Regions from separate parts of the Mus musculus genome. Here regions 1, 2, 3, 4, 6 and 7 are each linked to region 5. The links are chromatin loops, found by intact Hi-C in ENCODE. Cell type or tissue: left cerebral cortex. All regions are shown on one strand. Region 1 overlaps Kcnh1 (potassium voltage-gated channel, subfamily H (eag-related), member 1). Region 2 overlaps Kcnh1 (potassium voltage-gated channel, subfamily H (eag-related), member 1). Region 3 overlaps Hhat (hedgehog acyltransferase). Region 4 overlaps Kcnh1 (potassium voltage-gated channel, subfamily H (eag-related), member 1). Region 5 holds the start of Kcnh1 (potassium voltage-gated channel, subfamily H (eag-related), member 1). Region 6 overlaps Kcnh1 (potassium voltage-gated channel, subfamily H (eag-related), member 1). Region 7 overlaps Hhat (hedgehog acyltransferase).

What was found. Hi-C counts contacts between places; a loop is a spot of excess contacts. Peaks named below come from ENCODE experiments on the same cell type or tissue, not always from the same donor. Only the 100,000 strongest peaks of a DNase experiment are listed, where the experiment ranks them.
Region 1: a loop joins it to region 5, with 3 times the contacts of the local background. A loop is called at or near these places in 5 of 42 quality-filtered maps.
Region 2: a loop joins it to region 5, with 3 times the contacts of the local background. A loop is called at or near these places in 4 of 42 quality-filtered maps.
Region 3: it touches region 5 in a loop (5-fold over the local background); 28 of 42 quality-filtered maps call a loop at or near these places.
Region 4: it touches region 5 in a loop (2.5-fold over the local background); 2 of 42 quality-filtered maps call a loop at or near these places.
Region 6: it touches region 5 in a loop (4-fold over the local background); 4 of 42 quality-filtered maps call a loop at or near these places.
Region 7: it touches region 5 in a loop (10-fold over the local background); 40 of 42 quality-filtered maps call a loop at or near these places.

Annotation. Positions count from the first base shown.
Region 1 is chr1:192,333,085-192,337,084 of GRCm38, reverse strand. The region is part of intron 6 of Kcnh1 (potassium voltage-gated channel, subfamily H (eag-related), member 1); the gene reads right to left. Among named protein-coding and RNA genes, the nearest start is that of Kcnh1, 140 kb to the right of the region's middle. In left cerebral cortex, no CTCF peak of the experiment used is centred here; DNase peaks (open chromatin) are centred at 873 and 2,135; H3K27ac peaks cover 2,020 bases.
Region 2 is chr1:192,419,971-192,423,970 of GRCm38, reverse strand. All of the region lies in intron 9 of Kcnh1 (potassium voltage-gated channel, subfamily H (eag-related), member 1), which reads right to left. Among named protein-coding and RNA genes, the nearest start is that of Gm31011, 94 kb to the left of the region's middle. In left cerebral cortex, no CTCF peak of the experiment used is centred here; DNase peaks (open chromatin) are centred at 2,084 and 2,391; H3K27ac peaks cover 1,541 bases.
Region 3 is chr1:192,584,422-192,588,421 of GRCm38, reverse strand. All of the region lies in intron 10 of Hhat (hedgehog acyltransferase), which reads left to right. Among named protein-coding and RNA genes, the nearest start is that of Gm31011, 70 kb to the right of the region's middle. In left cerebral cortex, no CTCF peak of the experiment used is centred here; DNase peaks (open chromatin) are centred at 785 and 1,614; H3K27ac peaks cover 2,405 bases.
Region 4 is chr1:192,265,018-192,269,017 of GRCm38, reverse strand. All of the region lies in intron 5 of Kcnh1 (potassium voltage-gated channel, subfamily H (eag-related), member 1), which reads right to left. Among named protein-coding and RNA genes, the nearest start is that of Kcnh1, 76 kb to the right of the region's middle. In left cerebral cortex, no CTCF peak of the experiment used is centred here; a DNase peak (open chromatin) is centred at 1,887; H3K27ac peaks cover 1,969 bases.
Region 5 is chr1:192,188,228-192,192,227 of GRCm38, reverse strand. It overlaps Kcnh1 (potassium voltage-gated channel, subfamily H (eag-related), member 1), which reads right to left and starts at 1,451. Exons shown (of 11, transcript NM_001038607.2): 1 at 1,142-1,451. The coding sequence starts at 1,220. In left cerebral cortex, CTCF peaks have their summits at 1,548 and 3,000; DNase peaks (open chromatin) are centred at 738, 976, 1,516, 2,977 and 1 more place; H3K4me3 peaks cover 1,852 bases; H3K27ac peaks cover 1,408 bases.
Region 6 is chr1:192,448,296-192,452,295 of GRCm38, reverse strand. All of the region lies in intron 10 of Kcnh1 (potassium voltage-gated channel, subfamily H (eag-related), member 1), which reads right to left. Among named protein-coding and RNA genes, the nearest start is that of Gm31011, 66 kb to the left of the region's middle. In left cerebral cortex, no CTCF peak of the experiment used is centred here; DNase peaks (open chromatin) are centred at 328, 1,520, 2,361, 3,571 and 1 more place; H3K27ac peaks cover 3,699 bases.
Region 7 is chr1:192,710,001-192,714,000 of GRCm38, reverse strand. All of the region lies in intron 7 of Hhat (hedgehog acyltransferase), which reads left to right. Among named protein-coding and RNA genes, the nearest start is that of Gm22265, 34 kb to the left of the region's middle. In left cerebral cortex, a CTCF peak has its summit at 1,846 (motif pointing right); a DNase peak (open chromatin) is centred at 1,849.

The DNA.
Region 1 (4,000 bases), 140 kb before region 5:
GCAATAAAAGCTCTTAACTGCTCAGCCATCTCTCCAGCCCTTCAAAATCAGAACTCCATTCCAAGGTGTATGGAATAGCGATTTCTATTTAGTGTTTTATGGCTTGCTTGAAAAATAAACAAAACAAGTAGAATTATTACACATGAAAAAAACAAATATATACTTTCCATACCATTAGTTATTTTAAGAAAACTTTCAAGGGTTGTATAATATTTCATATTATATAATATGAAATATTCAAGTTGTAGCATATTTATTTCATGTGGCAATGAATTATATAACCACACTACATTGCACATAAGCAAATAAATATGTGTATATTAGAAAGCAATCAGGAACCACAGGCTGTTTTGTTCTATTTTTACCTACTTTGTCATAAATGCATATATTTATCTAATTTCTGTCACTTTCATTACTTTGACTTATTAGGGAAAAAATAATTGCAATTAAAGTTCATTGAGATGCCAAGCATGGTGGTACACACACCTTGTGTGAACGCCTAACTTTGATTTTCAGTACTAGAAAGTAAATAAACAGCAGGACAAATAAACAAGCATCACAGTCATAGAACCTGCAACAGATGTGATGGTTTCTTATCCACTAACAACGTTCACCATCAGCACGGAAGTTCTCAGTCTCCTCCCTCTGCTGTGGTCGACTCTGCCACACGGAAAGAGTGGACACAGCCCTCATACTTAGATTCAGTCAGCTGATAGGGTAGGGTACGATCTTGCTCCACAGGGGTCTCTCTCTCTGCACCCTAGCTGAGGATTCTAGCTTACGGAGTGAGCAGCATCTGCAGCCGCCATGAAGGAGATTATTTTGGGAGGCAAAGGAGTCTTTGGAGTGAGTCAGAAATCAAGCACCATGTACGCAGCCACCCACATGCCACCTCCTCCTGAGGGTCCCAGTTCAGAGAAAAGCATGCTTTCCAGGGTAAAACTGCCTTCTCATTTTTCCTAGTTCATATACAGCTCACAAAAACAACACTAGGTAGACCAGAAGTCCCCAAAGGCAGTCTGCCTCTCCTTGGCTCTTCCCTTTGACCTCCCATGGCTCTGCCTCCACCACAGGCATCCTTTCAGCTACCAGTGCCTGCACCGCCTTTCTCATCCACCTTCCACGTCCCTGGCCCTTCCTCTTCCATCACAGTGGCCACCACAATACATTCACTCAGTTCTCAGAGGCCAAGCTATCCTCTAGCTATACTCCCAACAGCCACATGATAGGTAGACACATGTGGCACCTCCTTGGACCAGCCTCTCAGCCCAGAAGGCCTGACCTATAACTTGCCATCTGTTAAAAATCTAACCATCCTTCTGGTTGTCACTGACTCTACCAAGGGACTTCCATGATGACCCTAAGTCAGACCCCATCCCCAACTCCTCCTCAAGTCCACAGTATTCTGTGTCCATTACCACTACACATGATCTCCTGTGATATTGTTCCCAAAACATCACCAGGAAGTACATCTTCCCAAATACAGGAGTCACCTGCCATGCATGTTAGAAGCAAGTGGTTTGAGCAGCGTCAGCAGCCCCCATTTTGGAATCTAATTTACCACGGCAAGTGTAGCACACAGCACATGCTCAGGAAGAGTCTGAGGTCAGGGTCTGAGGTCAGGGCATACTTTCTCCTCCTTTCTTTAAGGAGGGTCTGGAACTGCATTGCTGTGTCTCTGTACAGCAGCATGTTGTTTCTCAGCGGTTGTGCAAATCCTCTTTTATCACATTAGCAGCTGGAATCCTGGTATTATTAGTTTCGCTCCCCCACATCCCTACTTTCCTGTAGCTTAGTTCATGGGATAAATAAAACGGAACACTCCAAACTTCTTTTTCCTTTGAGTACATTAAAACATGACGGGGCCATATGCTTAAGAACCAGGCTACTCCAGAGGCTCCTCACAGCCTAAAACCATCTCACGGTGCAAGTAGTTTCCTGGATGCTTTATGGAATTTTGGCATTAGGAAAAGCTGGGTGTTCCCAGGTGGGTCAAGAAGAACAGAGCAGCAGGAATAGAAGCTACTGAGTTCATCCTTGATGGGAGGCAGATTCTGGACATCTCGGTGGCTCCTCTGTGATATCACTGATGAATGTGACTGAAGTGGACAGTCTGCAGGCTTCAGACTCATGGTATGCAAGTTTTCAAGATTTACTTAAATGAGCAGCCCACACAAATGACTCATTAGATTTGTCTTACCTCACCTTGTGTGAATGTGTATGTGAGTGTGTGTGTGTGTGTGTGTGTGTGTGTGTGTGTGTGTGAGTGTGTGTGTGTCCTTCATGTGAGTGCTAGGATCGGAACTTGGAGCCTCGTTTGTATGGCTCTCCTCTCTTACCCATTAAGCCATCTCTCTAGCCCCTAGCTTCTCATTTAATTAGATATGTATGCCTCTGTGTGTGTTTGTATGTGTGTGTGTGTGCATGCATGCATAAGTGTGTGTATGTGTGCATGTGAAAGTGTGTGTGTGTGTGTGAGTGTGTGTATATGTGTGTGGGGGGTAGATGGGTGGGTGGGAGTTATGCACACGTGTGATGTCTGCTGAGGCCAGAGGAGGGAATCAGGTGTCCTGATCAACCAACCACTCTCTGCTTTACTCCTTTGAGACAGGGTCTCTAACTAAAGCTGGAGCAAGACAAGCAGCCAGGAAGCCCCAGTGATTCGTCTGTGCTGGGTTACAGGTGTGTGCAGCCATCCACACCTGGTGTTCTCCATGTGAGTGCTGGGATCCAAACTTGGGGCCTTATGTTTGTGCAGCAATCTCTGTTACACATTGAGCCACCTCTCCAGCCCCCTGGCCTCTCATCTAACTAGACTCACCAATGTCTCTTCTATCATTATTTTTCTACTGTAGATATAGACACTAAAGTCTCATCACATTATTGAAATGCTGGTTTTTTGTTTTGGTTTTTGGTTTCTTCTGTTTTGATAGTTCCACCAGAATCCCACATCTGCTCCGGAACACGATGGCAGCCATGCCAAATTAGAAATATAAATATAATTTTTGTTATCATCTTCTACTCAATATTGCTTGGAGACCCCTTCACCTGCCCTTCTCTGTCTCGTGCTTCCTCACCTTCATGTGGTAAGGTCTAAGATCTGCATCTCAATGGACTATGCCTGCCTGGCACCGGCTCACCAGGCTTTCTGTCAGCACTGGCCTTCCCTGTTACCCTCCCTCCCTCACACTCTGAAGTTAAGAACAGCGAGTTTTAAGCTCCATACTTGCATCTTTCCAAACAAGAGTGACTTAGCACTCAAACAATAAGTACTGCCTTCCCCCAGGAAACTGTGTCCTCCACCGGGCCCTGTGAATGGCATTTCATTCATTCATTCTTCAAACAGGTTGGAGGGATGGGAGGAGCTTCAGGCAGAACAGGGTGGCACAGTTTGCACCCCACACCTCAGCTTCCTTTCACTTTTTATCTTGTGGTGGAATCTCACCACGCTGTCCAGGCTGGCCTTGGACTTATTCTGCAGGTCAGAGAAGCCTTCAACTTGGAATCCTTCTGCCTCAGTCCCCCAAGTAGGTAGGATGAGAGGTCTGAACCACACCAAGCTTAGCAAATGCTTATGGAGTTCCCACTCACACTTCAAGCACTGGAGACAGACAAGTGACAAACCTGACCCAGACCTTCACCCTCCTAGAATTTTTAATTAAGAGAGACAGATAATAGGATAAAACTCTAAAGTAAGAGCTGCTACATGACGGTATGCTAACAGAGCAGGCACGACCTACGCACAGAAGTAGCAGGAAGGTGGCCAGCCAATGTCACTTAGGAGGCCGTGGCATCAAGGCAAGGGCCCACAGGAGACAGGGTGTGAGCCATGAGATGGTCTAAGAAAAACAAGCTCCAGACAGAAGCAATGGTAAAGCACCCTGGGGTGTAAAGGGCATGCCACACTCTGTTGCTCTGCTGTAGACTGACACGTTCTTGGGTCTAGAAGGACAGTGCCAATGAGAGATGTGATTTCTTACATTAGCCCTCCAGGCACTGA
Region 2 (4,000 bases), 230 kb before region 5:
ATTCACGTTAATAGTCATTCACTGTTTCTATGTAATTCAAATGTTCCTTGTGGGCCTTCTCCATTTGTTCTAACTGTACCTCAGCGCTCTTTGTCTGTCATGAGCCACGGCGACCTCACATGTCCCTCAGCCCCACTCTTCAGTGCTTTTGGATCACAGCTCTCATGACATCATACTTCACTTGCTAGTGCCCCATTTCTCATGATGACACAGTGACGTCCACACCAGCCTTGCTGCATTTCACCACTATCACTGCAGCTCTGGGTTCCAGTTCACGTGCTGGCTTGGATGACCCACCACACAAGTCCCCTCCTCACAGCTGACCCATTCCTGACCTCATCTGATTCCATCTTTCCAGCCACCACCAAGGCAAAGACCTCATGGCTTGGTCTGTCAATCACTGGGAAGGGTCCCCTGCTGATCAATGGCTCCAAACAAATGTCAAAAATTAACAACATCATATGGCTGAAGTGAAGTTCATAAAAGGCCCCTGCTTATGGGTTCCTGTCTCGTTTCCTTTTCTATGTGCCTCACCTCTCCTACTCCATAGCTAAGGTTGGCGATGTCCAACCATACATGAAATGACAATCAAGGCTTTAGTGCTCTTGATATCACAGTGCAACAGGCTGGCAAAGCCCCGTGCACACTGAGCTGACGGAACAGGCATGGACAGTTCCACTCACACTGGCCTGAGCCTGCCACTCACACTCACACTCCCTCCAGTACCCCTAGAAACCCTGCTGCTTTTCTACCCCAATGCTCAGCCTACCACACTTCTTGGGGCCTTCCAAGCTCTCAGAAGGCTCTGCCTTCTCTGTGAGCATTTATCTGCCTGCTTGCTTCAAGAGAGGGACAGAGTGAGCCCCCTGTGCACATTGTCACTAAGCATCTGTCTCAGTTCAGCACAATGGTTCTCTAAGACAAGGCTTATTCTGTCCCCTGAAGAAAACACCACCATGATCCTCGATGACAGCAGATGCTGCTAAATATCCAACCTAGAACAATGGCCCAAAGGAGCACCTTATCCAGGCAAAGGCAAAGTGGCCTTCCAACTCAGCAAATGCACGAAGGCATCTCAGAGCAAGCAGTAACCTGAGGACCTACATGCCATCCTATGAGGACACGCAGTGAGGCTATGGGGATGGGACTGAACTGCCCTGTGCTGGGATGGGGATGTTAGGCATGGGAAGAGTAGAAGTAAGAAGAAGAAGGGGTTGGTTTAATTAAAAATAAATATCATGATAAAGCAAAAAAAAAAAAAAAAAAAAAGAACCCCACATGTAAAAAGGACAAAGACTACATCTGAGAAGCTGGTAAGAGGTTTCTAAAAGAATTCCAGAAGGAAGTCAGAAGGGAGTGCCGCCATGATCTTTGTCTTTGGGGAACAGTGTGCTTTCTATCAGAGAGTGGCTGCCATGGCTTGGGGGAGGCACACTTTCTAAATGCAACCTTTGATCAGCTCCATAAACCAATTTATTAGGTTACTATATTCATTTTTTTTTAAATGAAAGGCAACAGACTCTAATAGAACCACCAGACTGCATTTCCTTCAACAGGACAAATGCTGGGTTTTACATGTACGCTCATCAGTTAGCAATGTAATTAGCATTTTATATTGTGGCTGCTGTCACCAAAAGTCTATAAGGTTTTAGCAAGTGGGGAGGGGAGGGATTCTATTTTGGGCACATGCTAAGCCCACTCAGTTCTGATCACTGTCCCTTCTCATTCTTGGAGTCTGCACTTAAATTAAACAGAGAATGGGGGTGGGATAATCGAATTGGAGGGAGGAACCACGCTAGCAGGTTATAAGTGACTGAACTGGTAAGATTGGAGTCTGACGGCATGGGCAGCTGTGTCCCAGCATTTTCTCTGTAGCCTCTGGCATGAACACTGGTATATTTCCCTTCATTACCGGAGCACTGGGCACACAGCACTGCTCGATAGCTACTCATGCTCTGTAGCCCTCGATGTGCATAGGGGAAGCTGTCTAGAGTCACGTGCTCCACAGGCAGCTCTTGAGGGCTGGGATAAGATTTGGTCTACCACAGCAACCCACTCCTGACAGCATCTGCTCAACAGCACTGGGTGAGACTGCGCTAAAGGGCATCGGAGGACAATGAAGGTCTAGTTCTCAGTCCCATGTGATGCTCAAACCCTTCAGGAAGAAACTGATTGCAGTTCATTGAACAAAAGTGATTCTAAGGAGAAAGGAATTTTAAAAAGATCCAGGTGGGTGTTTCCAGGGAACAAACAGCTTGGAATGTTGTATGCCTCATGGCCTAAAGGACAGGTTGGCTCAAAGAACTTGTCAAGTCCTTTTATAGACTAAGAGTCTCTTGGCAAGTTAACGTAGGATATCGAGCCTGGACCTACTTTGGGGGCTCAATCTGGCTCTTGGAAGCACAGAGGAGACTTTTTCTAGTCTGGACATCTTGAGAGCAACCAACACGTTTAATCCAAAGCTGCTGAGCTATATTTGAAGTCTAACTATGCGCTAACTGGAGCAGGCTGGATGCCCAGAGGGCTAGATTTGGAGAAGCAGTAACTAGTCAAATCAACAAGGTTATGAAGTCGCTGCCTCGTAAGAAGGCCGGTGTGCAGGGGAGGAAGGGAGAAGGGGTTGTTTGTCCTTCTCATCTCGCTTCAGGCTATCATCCTTCCATGCCCAAGTCTATCGTACTGGTGTCTATGGTGGGGCATTAAAAATCCCTTATCGTGAGCACACGAGAGATAGTGCTGGGCCTCAGGATGGATTTTTTTCAAAAGCTTAAATAATCTGTGGGGAAGTTGGTACAAGATGCCTGACTCCAAAGGGTTACATCTAATCCAAATTCAAAGGATTGGTCAGTGGTTAATCTTAGCTGTGCAAGAATCCTGGCTAGCCCAATGTCCTCACTGGTGAATTTAAAGGCAGAGATAAGAACCCCTTTCCTTCAGATACTTTACAACAATGTCTTCACTGTTCCTGTGTTTGGCCCACAACCTCAGGTCTCTGAGAGGAGGGAGTGAGGAGAAGCCAGGACTAGGCTGTTGGGCTCTGTAGGCACCATGGTACCCAGCAGACCAGATACACTTCAGCTCCAACCCAGACTCAACAGGCTTCCCTTACCATTTTCCAGCAAATGCTGAAGGAGTATACATCATCCTTGGGTTACCCTGAGCACAGTATAGCCAAGAGGGCAAGTTGACAAAGTGCCCCAGGAACAAGAAGGAAGCCATGCTTTGGGTACTCCAAAATCAGACAGGAGCAAAATTAGGTTTTAAAAGTTTCATCCATCTCTACATAGTCAGCCTCTTCTTCATTCTAACATCACATTAACTTCACACATAGTCAACCTCTTCTTCATTCTAACATCACAGTAACTTCACACATAGTCAGCCTCTTCTTCATTCTAACATCGCAGTAACTTCACACATAGTCAGCCTCTTCTTCATTCTAACATCACAGTAACTTCACACATAGTCAGCCTCTTCTTCATTCTAACATCACAGTAACTTCACACATAGTCAGCCTCTTCTTCATTCTAACATCGCAGTAACTTCACACATAGTCAGCCTCTTCTTCATTCTATCACAGTAACTTCACACATAGTCAGCCTCTTCTTCATTCTAACATCGCAGTAACTTCATATGCAGTCAGCCTCTTCATTCTAACATCACTTTAACTTCGTACCACCCATCTCACTTTTCTGGGAAATCAACCATGCACTGAACATAAAACATACCTCCACAATCTGCAGCAGTACCTGCAGCATCCCAACCCCACTTATCTCATTAATCATCAGTATTTCAATTTTAAAGCTGGGCAGGAATAGAGAGGCTGAACACAGAGGGATACTGAAATAGGACTTCACAAGTCTGGTGGGAGCAGAAGGTCTTGAGGTTGCTGGGATGGGACCCCGTGGGCCTCAAACACTTGACTCTCTGAACTTCAACTGTCTCACTTAGAGACTGAGAGCAATAAAGCCAGTTTGCATGGTTCAATGAGGATGCATCTGCA
Region 3 (4,000 bases), 400 kb before region 5:
GGCTAGAGCAGGCCTATTCTTATAAACAGCATGTTCCTTGGTGGGCATGACTGGTTGGTGCCCCGTCTGTGGTCTCCCCACCATGGCATCATTAATAAAGCTGGAAACGGCTGTGCAAACCGTTGCCTATGTATTTTCTTCTCAGTGGCAATCCGAAGCCCAGGTCTCACCCTCTCTGGTTTACAGGTAGAACTCTGAGAACAATTCCCCTTCAGCTCAGATATGTCAGCCTCCATAGACTTCCCTTTGCTGAGGCTGCCCTGGAGGGAGGCTTTAGGACAGCATCTGGTTTCTCCTGGAAGACTGACTTGTGGCTTCAGCTCCTTTTCCCACCAGCTCAGCTACAGCAGGACAGGTCTCCTGCTCTCCTGCCACTGTTGTCCTAGCTGAGAGCGAAACACAGACTTGCAGAGCAGTGCCTCATGGGGGAAAAAAGCTCTTGTAACATACCCACTGAAAGCTCTCTCTGGGTTTCCTTCCTAAGGCTGAGTCTCTTTTCTTACCCTCCAAATTCAAATTATCTACTGGAAACAGCAGGGCTGGAGCCGCCAAGATTCCTGTTGTTGGGCCCTTTGCTTATTCCCTAAGTAATATGCTCATACTAAGTGCAGTATATTTTTATGTGTTTATATGTGTGTGTGCTGCGCTTCTGTGTGTATTGCATGTTTGAGTGCTCATTTTAAAGCTTTGAGAAGGCACGGAGCATAGGACTCCTAAAATAAAATCCTTCTAAAGTGTCTCACATCTCTCCAAAGACCTAGAAATAAACTCCGCTTAAAAAAGCACGCCGAGCAGCTGCTGGCCTTGTTTGAGATGAGCTGGGCTGGCAGCCGCGTGCCTGTAGCTACCCACACAAAGTGAAGAACGCGCTTTAAGTTGAGTCTTGTTTCCTCTGCTGTTGGCCCTGTTCCTGTAGCAGGTTGGAGTCAATGACAGAATGACCCTTGACTGTCTCTTATGAGGGTGACAGAAAAGACCACAGTATAAAAGATGCAGGGCCTTCACCAAGCTGGCTGTGCTCTTGAAAGTGATGGTGTTGGAGTAATGGCATTGTTGGTGCAATGCCATGATAAGAAAACATTCTTGCCCTGTGAGGGGAAGGTGAAGGATAAGGCATATATGTCATGAGACTTACTCATCAGTATACAGGAGCACAGAAAAGCAGCAATGGAAGTCACTGCTTCTTGTCTCCTCTGAGGGTGACACCTGTGCTGTGTATACTATGGTTTCTACTTCTGCACAGAGAGCCTGTACTGTGGTTCAGTCAGAGGAAGACTAGCAGGGTGGACTCACATATCTTATTTGTGTCGGAGGTTGGAGGGTAGAGTTGTCATTCTGAGGGACAAGATACCTGGGGCTGTTGTAGCTCCCAGCTTTGATTACAGATGAGACAAGATGGACACTGACTGGGGTTCTTTCAAAGTGTTATACTTAATAATTGCTTCAGCCCTTCTAGGTCGGTTCATACTCGAGGTTCACAGTTGAGGGGACTGGAGACAGGGAAAGGCAAGTATTTAGCTCTACTCTGTGGAAGTTGAATGCAGTTCTATGTGATCTCCTCGGAGCATCCTAAATTTCAGACACAAATGATATTCCTGGATAAGTCCCTCCTACCCCATATGAAGCACATGACCATCTGCTCTGCGTGTCTTGGCTGCTTGTGCACATTAAGTGACTAAGTGACATTCCAGCTCTTGAACAAGTTATAAAGTATGTGTGTGATGTGATGTGTGTGTAAGTGATGTGTGTGAGCCATGTATGTGATGTGTGTGTGATGTGTGTGTTGTGTGTGATGTCTCTCTCTCTCTCTCTCTCTCTCTCTCTCTGTGTGTATGTGTGTGTGTGTGTGTGTGAGAGAGAGAGAGAGAGAGAGAGAGAGAGAGAGAGAGAGAGAGAGAGGTGTATTTCTGAATGTATTTACTCATGCACATATGAGTGTATGTGCATGTGGATTCTAGAGGACCATGCTGGGTATATGCCTTAGTTTTTGAGACAGAGTCTCTCCCTGAACCAGGAGCTCACCAGTTTGGCAAGGCTGGCTTGCTGTCAGGCTCAACCCCCTGCCCTATCACTGCTTTCCCAGTGCAGAGGTCACAGGCAATGCTGTGCCCAGCCTCTTACATAGGTTCTGGGGATCTAAACTTAGAATGTTTCACTCGCATGACAAGCACTTGACCCTCAAAGCTCTCTCTCAAGGCTCCAAAACTTGAACTTTAATTGTAGGCCCACACAGTTGTGGATGAGATAACTAATCTGAAAGATCAATCTAAGTGAATTGGGGCTCACAGAGGCAGATAGTCACATGTAACTTAAGGATGGAGATGTAGATATTTTATAATGATGTGAACTTTATAGTGTGAACTTGTACAAACTGAATGGCTGTCATATCACCAGGAGACAGACTCTTAGGGAACCACCATGATGTCTGCTGGCTCTACTTGACAAGAGGTGTTGTTCAGTGAGGGTGTGATATCACAGATGTCACACCCCCAACTCCCACATCCATTCCCTAACAGTAACTTTGAATTCTCTTAGTTTTCCCGTTTTTACACCCATTTTAAAAAAATCTATACTAACTCATTCGTTACCTTTGACCTATAGAGGCAGTGGGTTTCTGGGTGAGATGTATTTCCCTGTCTCTCAGTGTGTTTACATTGTTACCAGTGGAGTCTGCCAGGATGGAAACATTGTTGGCCTGCTCCCCACCTCAGCTTGTATCCTCTTTGCTGGACTGACCAGGTTGCCATCACTACTTCTTTCCAGACTCTCCTGTTGGAGTGCAAACTCCCTCAGATGGAAATCCCCATGGTCAGATGGTCAGCTGACTTCTGATGGCCCTTCCTGAAGCTCTTATCTCCTCTTTCTGTGGGTACCACTGCCCTTTAGACCTGCTGTCTGTCAGATGTCTGATCTTCCTGTCTCCTTGCTACATCCTGTTCCTGTTGCCCAGGGACAGCTTGCCACTGTACTCCAGCTGTACTCCACACACACCCTACTGGGTGATTTGCTGGGACACACCCTTTAGTATCTTTCTTAGAGAAGAATGCTGGGAAATACATTCAAGAGACCTTTTGTGTCTTTAAAACTGTCTTCTTTTACCTCACACAGTTGGTATCTGATATGGGGTTTTGTTGCAATTTCTCTGGCAGTTGTTGAAGTTCTGTGTCTTGTGTCTTTTACCTTTGCTGTTGGGAAATGACACTTCTGTTCTTGTTTCTTTGTATCCACTGTTTTCTTTCTAGATACTTTGATGCACATTTTTTTTTCTGTTCTCAAATTTCATAGCACCTATAACTTCCTCGGTTTAGAGTTTCTCAGGTACAGTTTATCTGGGCGGGGGTGGGGGAGAGGGTGTTTGCTGGATAGTTTTATGTCATCTTGACACAAGCTAAAATTATCTGAAAGAGGGAACATTATTTAAGAAAATGCCTCCATAAGATAGGATCATAAACAGGCCAGTAGGGCATTTTCATAATTAGTGATTGATGGGGTAGGGCTCAGCCCATTGTGGGTGGTACCATTCTTGGGCTGGTGGTCCTGGGTTCTATAAGAAAGGAGGTTGAGCAAGCCATGGAGAGCAATCCTGTAAGCAGGCTCCCTCATAGCCTCTTTATCAGCCCCTGTCCCCAGGTTCCTGACCTGTTTGTTGAGTTCCTATCCCCATATCCTTCAGTGATGAATAGTAATATGAAAGCATAAGCTGGACAAACCCTTTCCTCCCCAACTTGCTTTTTGGTCATAGTGTTTTGTTGCAGGAATAGAGAGACCCTAAAGCAGGTGACCTTCATTGTGTGGGCTTGGAAGAGGAGGGCACCGTGCTCACTGCCCAGATCTTTTACAAGCTCCCTGTTTTCTTCTGTGGAGCATGTCCTGTCTGTGCCACCTCCTGTCCTGTGTATAAATGTTTTTCTTCTCTTGGGGAACTAATATTTGGGTATTTTGGCTATATGGACTCCTCATCTTCTGTCTTATAACACTGGCTTGACTTTTCTTACCTGCT
Region 4 (4,000 bases), 77 kb before region 5:
CCTGTGGAGAAAGCTATGAAGGATTGCTTGAGACAGATCCAAGCATCCGACTTAGGCTCTTGCGTATGTCACTCTGCTGTGAACTCTTAACATCATCATGACATTGTGAAAAGCAGAAATAACATGGAATTCTGTAGAGCAAGCACTTTATTTACAGAAAATCAATACCCTTAAGAAAATTTCCTGACCAAGAGACCATTTTACATCCAGTAAGCTATCTGGCTACAATCGCCATTTATAGTAACTACAGCGACAAGTGACTGATTATTCATATTGATCAGAAAACTCCACGAGATTGATCACCTTCCTCCCCAGGAGGTGAACATGGCAATGGATTCCCGGCAGGAAGTACAGTAACAGCTTTGACCCATCGAAGCCTCGCCTCATGCGGGTCCTTCAGTATGTCATTCTCTGTCTCTGGGGCTTAGGGGAGCTGGGGAGATAAGTAAGTCTCCAATGTGCTACCTGCGCAAGCATGAGGACCTAAATTCAGAGTCCAAAACCCTCACAGAGAAGTCAAACCTGGTGATTCATTCATGTAATCCCAACACTGGAGAGGAAAGACAAAAAGATCTCTGAAGCTTGCTGCCTAGCCAGCCTTGCCTGCTCAGAGCCAAGCCAATGAAAGCCAATGGGGGGGGGACGGGACAACAGTACTTTAGGAATGACAACTGAGGTTGACCTTTGACCTTCACACACACATACACGCACACACGCACACATGACACACGCGCATGTGCGTACACACATGCACACACACACACACACACACACATACGCACACACACAACATGCATCTTCTGGGCTCAGAGTTAGAGCGGGTATGTAGACCTTGCCTGGCTCTAGTTCCACACTCAGTGCTTTCTACAAGCTTGTCCCAGTATGGAGAGCAAGATGCTCATCTAGAATGAGCTGGTCTGCAAGTCCTAGAACCATAACACAGTGCTCCTACCAACTTCTCTGCCCTCAGCAGTATGGGCAGGTGTTTCTAGTATCTTCCTGTGGTCAGTCTGTATGAGTCAAGATTAGGGGGGCAGAGAGCTAGCGGCCTTTCTACCATACTTCCTAACCCGATTAGGGTGTCTAGTGCTGTGATGAAACACCATGAGCAAAGCAACTTGGGGAGGAAATGGCTTTTTGGCTTATACTTCCATATCACTGTTCTTCATCAAAGGAAGTTGGGACAGGAACCTGAAGGCAGGAGCTGATGAGAAGCCATGGAGGGGTGCTGCTTACTGGCTTGTTCCTCATGGCTTGCTCACCCTGCTTTCTTATAGAACCCAGGGCTACCATCCCAAGGATGGCATCACTCACAATGGGCTGGGCCATCCCTCATTAATCACTAATTAAGAAAATATGTCCTTCGTACCTACTTATAGCTGGATGTTATAAAGATGGTTTCTCAATTGAGAGGTACGCTCCTCTCAGATGACTCTAGCTTGTGTCAAATTGACATTAAACTACACAACCCACTTCCTAAGGGTAGGCTTGTATCTAAGTGCATGTCCTGGCTCCATGCTCAGTACTGTTCACAAGCTTGGTCCAATGACTCCCTCAGCCAGGATGAGGTCCTCTAAGGCAGATGCCATTTCTCCTAGTGTAGTATCACTGGCTCATGCTCTCTCCATCCTCTCTGCAGGACATCCAAGCAAGGCAGGTCCTAGGTGCTCTCAACTGTCCTACATGGACAGGGCTGGGTAAGCTCCCGCCCAAAAGAAGACAGTGCTCAGAAAGCCAGATGGGCCCATCCATCACATTCCTCTAGTGTTCTTCATCCTGGAGTTCTCTGCTGCACTTTTTAAACCCCCACAGTCTGCCTATGAGAGTGATAGGAATGGGGAGGCAGAGGCTCAATGCAATGGAGGGGAAAATGACTCACCCTACATCACAGCAGGGCTGAGGAAAGAAAGGAGATGTGGGCGGCAGGCTGCCAGCTCTGCGTGTGCAAGTCACACTCTGCTCTAGACACCTCGTGCAACAGTGACACACACGTTCATCATCCGGAAGCCCCAGGACATGAGAAGGCATGTCACTCACACCCAGGCTGGGAAGTAGATCACAAAGGTGAAAGGTTTGCTCTTAGCCTTACTGCAGTCTACAGGAAGGACACCTGACCACAAATCCGGTTTTCAGATTCAATATTTCTTCTTCTATTGTGTGTCAACTCTCCTAAGAAACCCAGGCTCCCAGTTGAAGGTACCATCTCCCCTCCCAGGGTTGACCTTCTCCAGAACATCTCATTAAGGTCCTGGTCCTAGCTGCATTTCTATTGGTATAATTAAAAACACACTGTGACCAAAAGCAACATCAGGAATAAAAGACTTCATGAGGTGACACTGCCAGGCCATGGGCCATTGCAGTAGAGAGGTCAAGGTGGCAGCAGCTCACTCTCTATCCACAGTCAAGAACAGAAGCAAATACATCCACGCTGCCCTGCTGGCTCTCTTCCAGCTTTGTCTGCTCCTATACAATGCCCCTCTGCCTAGGAACCCACGGTGAAATGGGGCTTCCTATACCAATGAACAATCTCCCATAGACACCCCCACAGGCCATCCTGACATAGATTATTCTTCATTTGAAAGTTTTTTTTCCCCCAAGTGATTATAGGTTGTGGCAAATTAACAGTTAAAACCAACCATCAAGTCACCAAACCAGCTAGGTTGGCCTGAGTCTGTGTCCCCCTTAAGAGTCATCAACCCACATAGAAGGGAGTCAAGAAAATGACATCGTACTGAGTGGTTTTGCTCAGATGGGTAAGAGGCTGTGATTTCCTATGCTCAGCCTTTTAGCCTTTTAGCTTAGCTGTCAATCTTGGCTCATGGTTTCAGCTAAAGCTGAACCAAGAGACTCTGCATCTTTCAGCAGTCACAAGTCTATACACTGGCCCTACACTCACCCCTCCTCCTGCTTCAGTAGAGGGCATCCTCCCTATCAAAGGCTAACCCCTCCACCTGCTCTGAGCCTCATCTTCTCCTACCTGCTCCGGTGTCTCACCCCCATGCCTTCCCATGATGCTTCCCCATCCTTCCCCTTAACCTTTCTGTGGACACAAGTTCTTTCCATCACATCTCAGACACAAGTCAACTTCCTTTTTTTTTTTTTTTTTTTTTTTTTTTGGCTGCTTCCCTTTGTAGCCAGACTCTTTGAAGAGGAGTCAGTGCCTTCACTTTTTGCTCTCAAGTACCAGCCTCATATCTTATCTGATCACTGCCTTCAGTCTCTAGAGACTGCCAAGGTCATCAGCAATTGCCATGAGGCTAAATTAGACTCTCTCATTCTCTCTCTCTCTCTCTCTCTCTCTCTCTCTCTCTCTGTGTGTGTGTGTGTGTGTGTGTGTGTGTGTGTATGTTCAAGTGTGCAGGATGGGTGACAAAGATATACATGCATGTGGAGTTTGCCTTGAGTATCTTCCTCAATTTCTCTACACATTTGAGGCAGAGTCTCTCAGACTAGCCCAGAGCTCACAAGTTAGCTAGCTGTAGCCCCAGGGATCATCTGTCTCTGCCTCCAGAGTGCTGGCATTACAGGCAACCACCATGCCTTCCCGGCTTTTACATCGGTTCAGGGGATCTGAACTCTGCCTCACTCTTGCACAGCAAGCACTATCTGCTGGCCATCGCCCCGCCCACACACTTCTCCCTTCTTGAAACACTCTGTTTCTCTCTACTCTCTCCAGCCCTTGGACCACAGAGACAAGCAGCTCAGATCTCCCTTCATGAGAACTAATCTGTCACCAAGGGCCACTACCTCTGTCACCAAACAAACATGACTCGGGATCTATTCACAGCGCTCCTGCTCATTCTTACAACTGCATCCCCGGCTCCATCTTCTATGGAAACTTTAAGTGTATAATTCAGTATAGTCAGCTATGGGCACAGCTATGGCAGATCCCCAGGATACCCTGTAACTGAGACCATAAGTCTTCTGTCCTCCCTTCCTGAAGCCTGTGGAAACTGTCCTTCTATTTTTCTTTCCTTTGAGCTTGGCCATTTTGAGTTTC
Region 5 (4,000 bases):
CCTAACTGAATTCAGCTGGAAGCTCATCACTATCAACCCAAGTTCCAAGGCTGCACGCCATGTTTACACTGGCAAAACCCAGCTCTTGAGTTAGGTCCCCACAGCCTCTCCAACGGAGAGAGTCGCCTGCTTCTGGAAGGAGAGGGGCCCAGAAGTCTGCTAGGGGGATCTCAGAATTGGGTAGCCTGGTGAACAGGTGTATGCAGCAACTCCCCATCTCCAGGACTGTATGTGCAAGCTGTGGGTCGGAAAGGTTTGGATAGCTCCCTTTGGATCGCTACTCTGAGGACTTTTCGCCTTCTGGGCTTCATGCTAATAAACCATAGGAAACTGCAATCTCTGAGTAAAAAGGTGTCGAAAATTATTCCCCTTCCATCAGTCATAGTAGGACTCTCTCCTCCCAGCTACAAAAACCTCGTGCTTGTGCACAGGTTTCTTGGGTAATGAATCGGCTTGTGATGGAGGACAAGATTGGGAGGGTTTAAAAGAGACAATAGATGCCAAATTTGTACCCGGGACCACTTAGTTCCCTCTGTTTCCCCGGCTGAGTCCAGAAAAACCATCGGACCTTCGTGAGCCATTTGCTCTAGCTGGTTGGCGAGGGTGCATAAGACAGCCCTGCCAAAGGGTTTCTTCTGGTCAGACTTTCCTGCTTAAGGGATGGAAGGTGGAGTTGGCAACGTCCCTGCACCCGAACAGGGCCAGGACCAGTAGCCCAGCTCTGCTGCTACCTCTGGCCTCCCTGCTCCTCAGGACTCCCGGGGAGCCTCCGCGGGGAGGCGGCCAGTGCGCATCAGGAGCGCAGTGCTTGAAGGTGGCCAGCCTGCAGCCACTTTTCGCATGACTTTTCTCACCAAATGCCAGGCTTTCCTGGAGAGGACAGCGGGAGGGCGCGGGAAAAGGCCCCAAAGGCGTAGGCTAGAGATCTCTCCTCCAGAGATGGGGCACACTAGACCCCCTCCAGCCCTGCCCACCTCCCAGGCCCGCAGGCAAGAGAAGCTGGTGAGCGGAGCTCCGGGATGCCCCCGCATCTGTTGGCACCAGGCGGGAGGCGTCTGCAATCACCGCACTCAGAAAAAAAAAAAAAAAAAAAAAAAATCAAAACCCACCTGGGCGACAGAAATCCAAAGGCAGTTCTTACCGTTGGACCGCCGCACGATGTTCTCCAGAAACGTGTTCTGCGGGGCCACTAGTCCCCGCCGGCCGCCAGCCATGGTCATCCTCCCGACTGCCGGACTCTGGGGGCGTCCGGCGCCGTGTCTCACCGCAGCAGGCGGCCGGGTGCGCAGCCCGCAAGCGTTCCTGGCTCCACGCGCCCCATGCGCTCCGCAGCCCCGGAGCGCAGGGGCGGCGGCTGGCTCCCGCTGCCGCCCTCGCTGCGCTCCGCACCTCCCCGCTGCGGCCCGCCCGGGTGTGCGCTCGAGTGCCCCGGGCTCGGTGCGCCGCGGCCGCCTCCCGTGGGCGGAGGGAGCCAGCCGGTCCAGGGCGCCCCCTACCGTGCGCGCATCCCTCGGGGACACAGCCGTAACCAAGAGCCACGGGGTGAGGCTGGAACCGGAGCGGCACCCTCTGGGTGCAGCGGGAAGTGTTATCCAGAGTGTGCCTGGGGTGTGCAGAGCACGGTGAGCAGCTTTATTGGTAAAGTCACATACACACACACACCCGAAAAGGTCACAAGAAGACTCTTTCTTTACGCGGTGTCAGATCGGAGTCAGAACCTTCAGGCTCTGCAAACAGCATGAGCTGCATGTCTATCCAGCTTCCCCAGAATTAACCAACCAAGTGTCTAAGGGCAACAACTTACAGAGTGACTGCCAGATTCAGCTCCCAGGAGCCGTTTTGGTTTGTCTTTACCATCAATGTGCCTGCAGCCTCCTCAGTTGATAAATGGCTTTCACCTGTTTGGCGTCTTCTCTTACAGAGCAATCATTTTACCAAAAAAGAAAAACAACAAAACATGAGTTGGCACATCGGGGTTTCCAGCTACAGTACAATCTCTTAAGATTTGTGTGTAAGGTGAAAAAAACAAAAAAAAAAACAAAAAACGGGAACTGGCTGTCCAGCATCAAAGAGGAGGGCTACTTCTGAAAGCTTCCCAAAGTAAAAGTACATCAGATTTTAATTAAACAGCCATAGCTGTGGCTTGGAGAAGCATCCACAAGGCACAGGTGAAGCAGGTGCGGCTTCACAGCAGGTAGAAATGACTTGGACCTCTTGTTCACTGAAGGAAGAGGGGGTGTTCCAACTGCACATAATGTGTACCTGTCGTTGTGCTGTGCGTGTGGCGGGGGACTGAGACAATGCCCACAGAAGGATGCATTGCTACTTGACTGGTTAGTTTCCAACTGGACAAAGATTCAAAATAAAATGCAAAGATAAACCCGCCGCTGAAGCCCGTGACGCCGGGGCTCACCTCCGGAAACACCTTAATGGTTCGCAAAGACACACTGTCTCAATTTTTTAATCTCAGAAGCAGAGCCAATTCCTTCCAGGCATTCTCTGAGTGGTCGAGCACTGCGGAGAATAGACGGGGGGGGGGGGGGGGGGATCCTGACTTTAAAGTTCTGTGCGGGAGGTCTGCAAAGATGGCTCAGCACCTGAGAGCACTCTTGCAGGAGACCTGCGTTTAGTTCACAGTAGGCCAAAGCCATCTGAAATTTCAGTTCCAGACCATTTGATGCCCTAGTCTGACTTCTTCAGGCACCAAGCATGTGCATAGTACACGTACAAACATGCAGGCAAAACACTCAAACTCACAAAATCTGTCTGAAAAAAAAAAAAATAAGTGCCAAATCAAATGTCATTTTCAGAGTGACTAAATTAATTGGGCCATTATAAATGTCACCTTTCATCTATCTGTGTGGATATAACTCAAGCAACGCTCCTGCCAGCAGAAGATGGCTCGGCAGGACTGGTGTGTGCTATGACTTGAAGGTAAAGCTGCATCTCTCCCACTGGATAACGGCTCCCTGCAGGTTAGAGCTGTGATTTCTTAAACACTGGCTCCGTCTAGTGGTTCTTTGTTCTATTACAAATGAGGTAAACTACTCAAAGAGAACTTGATTTTGATGGCTACCCACTTCATTTGAGTAGGTTCCTTTGAATAAGGCAAGATCTTACAGCTGTGCCATGCATGATGGAAAGTGCTCAAGGGGTAGCTTTACATGATTGTGTGTGTGTGTGTGTGTGTGTGTGTGTGTGTGAGAGAGAGAGAGAGAGAGAGAGAGAGAGAGAGAGAGAGAGAGAGAGAGAGAGACCCTTCAATCAAGATCATGCACCTGTTTGTGGAAGTGAAAACAATGGGGGTTGTGGGGTGGGGAGAGGCATCTGACAGAGAGAGACCATAAAATTTCCCTCCTACTCTGTGGCTTAGATAAAAAGGAACAGGTGTCATTCGTTTGAGGTGAGAGCCTTGGTGGGCTACCTGTTAAAAGGAGCTCAGGAGTAAGCTTCCCATATGAAGTATGCCATTTCTGTGGGTCTCAAAGCAGATGTGTGTATACACCTTTTCAGAGAGTGATTCCCATGGCACACAAAAACTACACTAAAACATCAACAATCTTTAATCACATTGAGAGAGTTCTTTGGGTCTTTGAAAGCACACCCAACGGTACCCTGTATCTGGCTGGTCCTTGGCTCCTCTGACTGAAGGAACAGTCCAATTCTTTCCTGAGACTTACAGGAGGAGGCTGCTCCTGCCCCATCATTCATAGAACACATGGCATGTCTGAAGCCAGCCTGGACACACAAGAAACCTTGTTTTGAAGCACAGACACAAATACACACAGACAGAGACAGACAGAGATGGAAACAGACACACACACACACACACCACGTCTCTATTGAGCTTATAAGCAGAGGATCCAGTAGTTATACTCACAGGAAACCCTGTGATACTCGCTCGGCTCACCCTGAGTCAGTGCTGGGGCAGAGCTGCCTCACTGGGACTCCAGCCTGAACCTAATGACAGGGGAAGGATGTGCAGCTGTGGCCATGACAC
Region 6 (4,000 bases), 260 kb before region 5:
CCCAAACTATGTTTCCAGATGGCCTCTTGTTCCTAAAAGTAGCTAAAAAGTCCATGCATGACAACTGAGAAGATGTGGTCACCAGATTGGAAAGCCGTAAGTCTGGGATAAGGAGATAGCAAGCAGGGGCATGCATTAGCAAGGGTCTCCCCATCTTCCTTCTGTTCAGGAAACACGCCCAGGTAAATGTCTCACCTCCTCTGGGGCGTTTCTACACACCACCCTCCTCCCTCCAAGCAGAGCTGGATGTCTGGGCAAGCACTCAGGTGCTTGTTCCTCTGCAGCTGTCAATTCTAGGATTTTCAAGGCAGACCCTGGGAACAGAAGCAGGACTCAGAAGGAAAACCATGGTGACCATGCAGCCAGAAGCCAGCTTCTGGGAGAGAATCCAACACTGGGAGAGAGTTGGCAAATGAACGGGGAGGGGGACCCAGCAGAGACACACAGGGAGGAGCTGGGTGTGCTAGTCCCTCACAAATATAATACCCCGGGGTCTAATCAATGCTATTGCTGCTGAACACAGTGCAGAAACCAAGGCCTTTAGGGCTATCATGGTGCCCAACTCCAGGGGCTCCCTCCTCCATGCCTTTTTGTTCCATTCAAATTGCACCTATTGGGGTGCACACACATGCCCTGGCTCACTGCACTCTGAGGCAAGGCTAGGGATGTACTTTTTGCTAAGGCAGTTTTAACAACGTGTGCTCCTCCTTTGAGTTCTTACTTAACCCTCTTCACAGCTTCAACAGGGAGGCAGGGATGTGGTTTCTCTCCTTTAGTATGAAGAAACTCAGGCTCTGGAGGTGTGGTCAAGGGTCAGGGTCAAGTGTCTGAATGGTCCCACAGCAACTTGTGCCTTCAAATACAGCCCTCTGAACCATATGTGTGCACTTGGAGACCAGTCCTTATACTCTTCTCCTTTCTTGGGATGGCAGCAAGCTAGAGTTTCGTATTGTAGACTATGAATCACATGACCCTTCCAGGTCCGAGGCAGAGGACACACTGGGGTTTTCTGAAGAAGGGTACAAAGAAAGGGTGCCTATGGACTCTGCATAGCATTGGGGGGTCTCCTGGATCAGCAATAGATGGATAGCAGAGATGTTAAGGAAGTGTGAAAGGCTTCCCTGAGTATCAAAGAGAAAGCTGGAGAAGCAAGGGACAGGGTAGGGGGCAGAGCCATGCATCTTATTCATTGCTGAGACACTCCTTGATCAGGGACCAGAGAGCAGTCAGCTTCACACTCAGTGTGTGCACTTGGTAGGGGGCTGTGTCAGGCCCCACAACCTGTGCTTTGGCTTCTGCTCATTGTGTGGCTTCATTTTCACTATTGAGGGGCACAGCTTTGAGCATGTGAAGCTAGGTCTTGAGGTGAGTATCATGTGGGAGGTACAGGAAGCCAAGAGGAACCTGATCACCACATGCTCCCATGTCCCAAATGCCTGAAGAATCTCATGAGAGGATGGCTGGGAGTGGAAGGGACATTTCTGAGCTCTCTTATGCCATGGACACATCTTTATGCCTAGCATGAGTCATCAAAAAACAACTGTACATCTCACAGCCAATCAGTCAGCTTCTGCTCACAGCCAATCAGCTTCTGCACATCTCACAGCCAATCATCAGCTTCTGTACATCTCACAGCCAATTAGTCAGCTTCTGCACATCTCACAGCCAATCAGCTTCTGCACATCTCAGCCAATCAGCTTCTGCATACCTCACAGCCAATCAGCTTCTGTACACCTCACAGCCAATTAATTGGCTTCTGTATATCTCAGCTAATCAGCTTCTGAACAGCTCACAGCCAATCAGTTTAAGAGACCAAGAAAGAAAAAAAAAAAAAAAAAAACAAACCCTCCATTCCATGGAGCTGTTATAGTTCTGTACCTAACACATGGATGGTTTCATGTTGCAGAGAAACATATTACTTGGGGACAGTGATAAAAGAACCAATTGAGAGACACTGTTGTGGTGTAGTGTTAGTTACACAATCCTGGTAAACACATTGCCCAAGCATGTTGCTTCACAGAGGTGGCCACTCAAGGCTGATCTGTCATTCCTTCCCCCCAAAGAGACGCCACTCTTCATAACAAGGATTCACTGGGAGTGAACTAAGCATTTTGGCCACCTGCCCATCCTCTCTGGCTGGGTTTCTTACCCTGCAATCCCCCAGAACTTTCTGTATTAGCTCACTTGAGCTACTTCTTAGCTTTTGTCTGAGCTTCAGGCCTGAATTCTTTGCCCTGGTCACACCCAACCTGTTCTAATTGTTTCTGCTGCCTCAGGTTTCTGCCTGCCAACTGGATACCTCCTGTTCACAGCCTCCCCACCCAGCACTGGCTGGCTCCAGCTTCCAGTCTCTGCTCTTCCCTCTGTCTGTTAATCCTCCTTTTGTCCATCCAACTGTGATAGCTAGGTCTGGCCTTGCCTGGAGGCTCGGCCCTTGGAAATTTGTGGTCTCTTGTCCCCATCAAATGCCACCTGAGTGGCACTCTGCCCTTACATAAGAACCCAAACAGGACAGAGTTTCAGTTCCTCCTTAGCAGTCAAGCACGTGTGTGTGCCTTTGTGTGCATGCACACACACACTTTGATATTTGGACAAGACACTTTTATATGTTTTATTTCCCCAGTAGTGTTCCTGTTTTTCATATGTGGAACCAGAGGCTCAGGGTCAGGAGGTAGCAGTATGTGGCAAGCCCAGATCTAGCACCCACGCCCCAGCTTTAGATTGCAGGTCCTTTCCATTAGCCTACCATCACCTCTGTGGCTGCAGCAAGGTGAGCAGCTCTGGATATCCTAATTCAGAGCCTTGACAACCTCCCCATCAACACTGACATGGGGAGCTGCCTCCATCCCAGTTATTTCTGTCAACCTCTGTCTCTCAATCTCTCATGTGCACACACATCAGCTGGGACCTTCTTAAACAGCAGATCCTAGCTCACCTGGTCAGGGGAGGCAGCAAAGGTTAGCATTTCTAACAAGCATCCAGGGGTGTGGTGGTGATGCTGCGTGACTGGCCCTCTGCAGAGTCTACTCTCTGTCAGAACTGAAGGCACAGGCAGAGGAGAGGACAGGAAAGTGTACCTTAGCAGGCACACAGATGATGGGCTTGGCTCTCAGGAACCATAGGGAGGCAGGCAATACACAAGGCAGGGCAGGGGGAAGTAAAGGTTTGCAGGGTCAGTTGGCTGGAAAGCCTTTTCCTACCCTGACACTAAGGTCCTGGGTAGAACATGGAGCTGTTTCTCAAGGGGAGACTCTCTTGAGTATTGCCCATTCTAAGTCAGAAAAGCCAGTCCATAGCTGAGACTCAGCTACACTTAAAACCCAGCAACACAAGCCCTGGCAAACTTGTTTGGGACACAGCAGGTAAAACTAGATATAGTTTAGGTTGTGGTGGAAACAGAGCCCAGAAAAGGCTTAGGAATTTAACCTTCCTCCAAAATATTTAATTTTTTAAGCCAAGTCACAGGAAAGGAATCACGGTCTTCCAACTGTACTTTAAAATCTGTTGAGCTGTAGGTGGAATCTTATTTTGGCTTGGCCAGGATAGGATTATAGGGGATAGAGACAGAGCCTGCAAGTCAAGCAGGGACAGGTGTGGAGAGAGTGCCAACTCAGGATGAGTCTCAGAGGCCTGCTCCAGGGCCCCTTTGCTGTGGTGTCTGGATTTTCTGCTCTCTGGAGCAAACAGGATAGGAAGATCATTAGCATGTAAGGCTGGTGAAGATATAAGAACTCAGCTTTCTCATTTCATAATTAACCAGATTCAGCTCAGAACTTGTTCTAGGGGCAGACATGGGCAGAACCCAAGTCCAGCCCACAATCCAGCACAACAAATGCTCAGTGCAAGTGGGTCTGCTTAACTCCACAGTGGAAACACTCTCCTCCCCTCCCTGGAGGAAGAGTGAGAGTATGATCAGGGCCAGCAGGAGTCTCCTGGGCAGAGCTTTCTGGAACCTTGGAGAAGGGTGAAAGCAGGAGAGAGAATTAGAGCTGGCGCCTGA
Region 7 (4,000 bases), 520 kb before region 5:
CCCGGGGATCCGTGAGAGCCCTGCAGAGACCCCATTAGCTGTGACTGCAGGTTATGAACCTGTCACTTACACTGTGTGTGCTCAGATGGGAGGGGCCTTTCCCTTCTTAGAGATAAGTTATGTTGAAGTCTTTCAAACGCATGTCTGTTTATGGAAACATGTCGAGTTAAAACCGTCTGTGAGGAATGCACTGATTGGGACTTCCACCTTTCTGTTGTAGAAAGGTGTGGCCTCATGTTCCCAACAGCCAGGCCTGTTCCCGACATCCAGGCAGCTTCAGCATCCCTTTGCTTCTCAAGCAGACCACACTTCCTAAACCCGGTGCCATGTCCTTTGGTCTCTGTCATGTCTGTTTGTCTGTCCTTCAGCCTCTCTCCTTGCCTCCGTGGTTCCCACGCTGGGCACATCTTTAAACACAGCTGGTGTGGCCTCACCTGGGTGTTTTCATTAGCTGTTCCTTCCAGGTGGAACACCCTTTCCTGTCTGACCTCTCATCACTCCCATTGAATTTAAATGTCACTCCCCCATAGACGCTTTCCTTGTGACCCGAACAGAAACGGCCTCCCTATGTTCCCGCACCCTCCAGGTTCTCAGCACAGGGCTTGTCTGACCTGAAACTTCCTTGCTTTCTCTGCCCCACACCACACAGATAAGCTGCAAATGGGAGGAACTTCCTTGGTCTTCTTCACCACAGCAGCCCAGCACCTCCAACAGGAGTGAGCCGGTTGACTCTACAGGTGCTTGTTAAGTGTGAGCAGTGCACTTGGTCAGGCACACACCCCTGTTGTTATAAGCAGCTTTTCCAGGACTGGGGATGGCCCAGCTGCTGATAGTGTAAGCACCAGGCCCTGAACTCGGATCTCCATCATATATAAAAAGCCCCATGAGGTTCCCTGTACCTTCACCCTGGCACTGTGGGGAGAAGCATGCAGAGTCCCGAGGATTGCTGGGGCTTGTTAGCCAGTCACTCTAACAAAAGATGTGGTGAGCTCCCGGTTCAGTGAGAGACCCTGTCTCAGGGGTACACTGGATGTCCTCCTCTGACCTTTAGGTATGCACGTGTTAGCTTGTGTGCCCCTACATGTGCACGGGTACACGCCACACACACACACACACACACACACACACACACACACACACACACATACACACACACACACACCATGTGTTTACAAGCATGTTTGGGGTCTGAACATGTGACTTTTAGTTATAACCTTGTGATTGCAAATTGTTATCTTGGAAGAACCACTGATTTATAACTAAACACATTGGTGTTTAGTTATAAATGAACAAGACATAGGTTTGATTCCTGGCACTCACAGGGTGGCTCATAATCATCTGTAACTCCAGTTCCAGGAGGCCAATGTCCTCTTCTGGCTTCCACAGGTACCAGGCACACATGTGGAATACATACATACACACAGCCAACCACCATACACAGAAAAATAAATAAGATAAAATAAAAATTAAGGAAGTACCAGTTGGTGCCTCCAAAGACGGCCATGTCTGCAATCTCTATGGACCTGCACAGCCCTGTATGTCAGTACACGGACCACCAGAGCAGTGCTAGGCTCCTGGCTGGAGGGCAGCATCAATGTGCGCCAATTCCTGGACACGCAGCCCCATTCAGGTAGCACAGCTGCATCTGGAAGGTGATATAACATTTATCTCAGCCCTTTCCTGGTAGAGAGAGGAAGAGAGAAGGAAAGGGGAGGAGGTATAGAGAGAGGAAGAGGGAGAGAGAGGAAGAGGGAGAGAGGGAAGAGGGAGAGAGAAAAGGGACAGGAAGGGACAGAGGGGGCACGAGTATCTGAATTAGAGGTTCAGGGAGCACATACCAGAAATGGCCAGGAGGTGGCAGTAGAAGCTCACTAGTCTTTAGATGAAAAATTCTAGCAATCAAGATAAAATTTTATTAGCTTAATATTTGGCCTCTCCTTAGAAGTCGACAAAGTATATTGATGTGGTGGTGGTGGTGGTGTGTGTATAAGTGTATGTATATGGGTGTTATGTATGAGTATATGCATGCATGTGTGAGTGTACATGTGTGTATGAGTATATATGCATGCATATATATGTGTATATGCCTGTACGTGTGTGTGTATGCATATGATGTGGACATGTATGTGTGTGTGTGTGTGTGTGTGACAGAGAGAGGGAGAGGGAGAGAGAGGGGGTAGGAGGGGAGAGAAGGAGAGAGAGAGAGAGAGAGAGAGAGAGAGAGGAGAATATCCATTCTCATCCCAGCTTTCAAGTTGTACCCAAATGTCCTCATGTTGGGATTTTAGACTCCTTTTCACGAAATTCCCCAGTAAAATCAACAATTCTCTAGTGAAAATCTGTATTTCAATTTTCTCAAGTTTATAGATTTCAAGCAGGACACGCTTTTACGTAGAGATTGCAGACGTGGCAGTCACTGGTGTTAGCAGTGAGAGCTTCCCAGTCCCTTTATTTCTAATTGGGGACCCTGACATTTGTCCACAGTACTCCAATAGTATCTCCAGAAGACATGCCTGTTTTCTTCTGAACTCCACTCTTTTAGGAAGGCACAGAATGGCCAACTGGAACCATTCGGTTTGGCATAGCCTGAGATCAAGGGGAGCAAAGGAGGCAGCGTCTGGCTTTTCTTGAGAAGAGCTCCAAAAACCCGTTTCTTGAGGTTGTTATTGAACAGTGTCTCATAGTGAATGCATGATAGATCCAGGCATTCAAGACAGGAGGGGGCATTGTGAGAAAGGAGCTTTGGCAGAGTGTTTAAGGGTGGACAAGAGGGAGTCCAGTTCTTAGTGACAGAGGAAGCAAAATGCCTGGGGTGTACTGGCACCTCTTTCAAGGCCTTACCTGTGCACTGGTGTGGGTGGAGCGGAGACACACCTGTCTCCTATGGGCGAACTGTCCAGGGTTTGGTGGCTCAGGGTTGTGCTATCTGTGTGCCCATCAGAGTGGAATGCCTCAAAGACATCCACTTGCTCTTGCTAACTCTGTGACATCTTGAGAAGGGAGACACTTGATAGTTGTTTTGAAAAAAAAAAAAAAAAAACGAGGACACAAATGTTCGGCAGACAGCACAGGCCCCTTTCCTCTTCCGTCCTTTTGAAATGTTGAACACTTAAAGGCTTGTTAAGATATGGCTGAATTTATTTTTTATATACATTCTCTCTTTGGATTAGAATCTTAAGGTTATTTAAGATTACTGCAGTGTGAACATAAAGGTTCTCTGGAATTTACTACCGAGTAGCTTGGCTGGTCAGCTATGGCTATTCCATGTGGTGAGAGGGTAATTTCATAGTGCACGCTTGCAGATCAGAAGAGATGCCCTCCTGACATGTCATTGGAAGGGGTATTGGTTTCCACCTAACACCAGCTAGTCCCTGCTACCATCTCCCCTTCCCCCAACAGCCCTCAGGACGTCATGGTTTTTGTTGCTTGAGCCCTAGAGACCTGGATTACAGATAATTTCTTAGACATATGAAATAGGCAAATCTTCCCTTTAAGCAGAATTGAAATGGGATGTCTGAAGTTATCAGCTATGCTGGGAAGATATTTCCCTTTGTGGAAGAAGTCTTGCTTCCGTGAAGGATACACAATAGAATCCGTTCATTTTGCACATTTTCAGTTCTTTTGCCATAGATTTTGCACATCACCTCTCCTGGGCAAAGCTTCAGTTGAAAATTTACTTTTCAGAGTCTCAGCATACTTGGCTGTGTGCACAACTCTCTTCTTGTCCCACATTATCTCCCAGAGGCTTGCTTGGCTGGGTGTGTGTCCTGTTATTTTGTGAGATCTTTTCTTTTAATTAAAATTTAAAAAATGACAGTTGTACTGGCTGGTTTGTGTGTCAACTTGACACAAGCTGGAGTTATCACAGAGAAAGGAGCCTCTCTTGAGGAAATGCCTCCATGAGATCCAGCTGTAAGACATTTTCTCAATTAGTGATCAAAGTGGGAGGGCCCAATCCATTGTGGGTGGGACCATCCCTGGGCTGGTAGCCTTGGGTTCA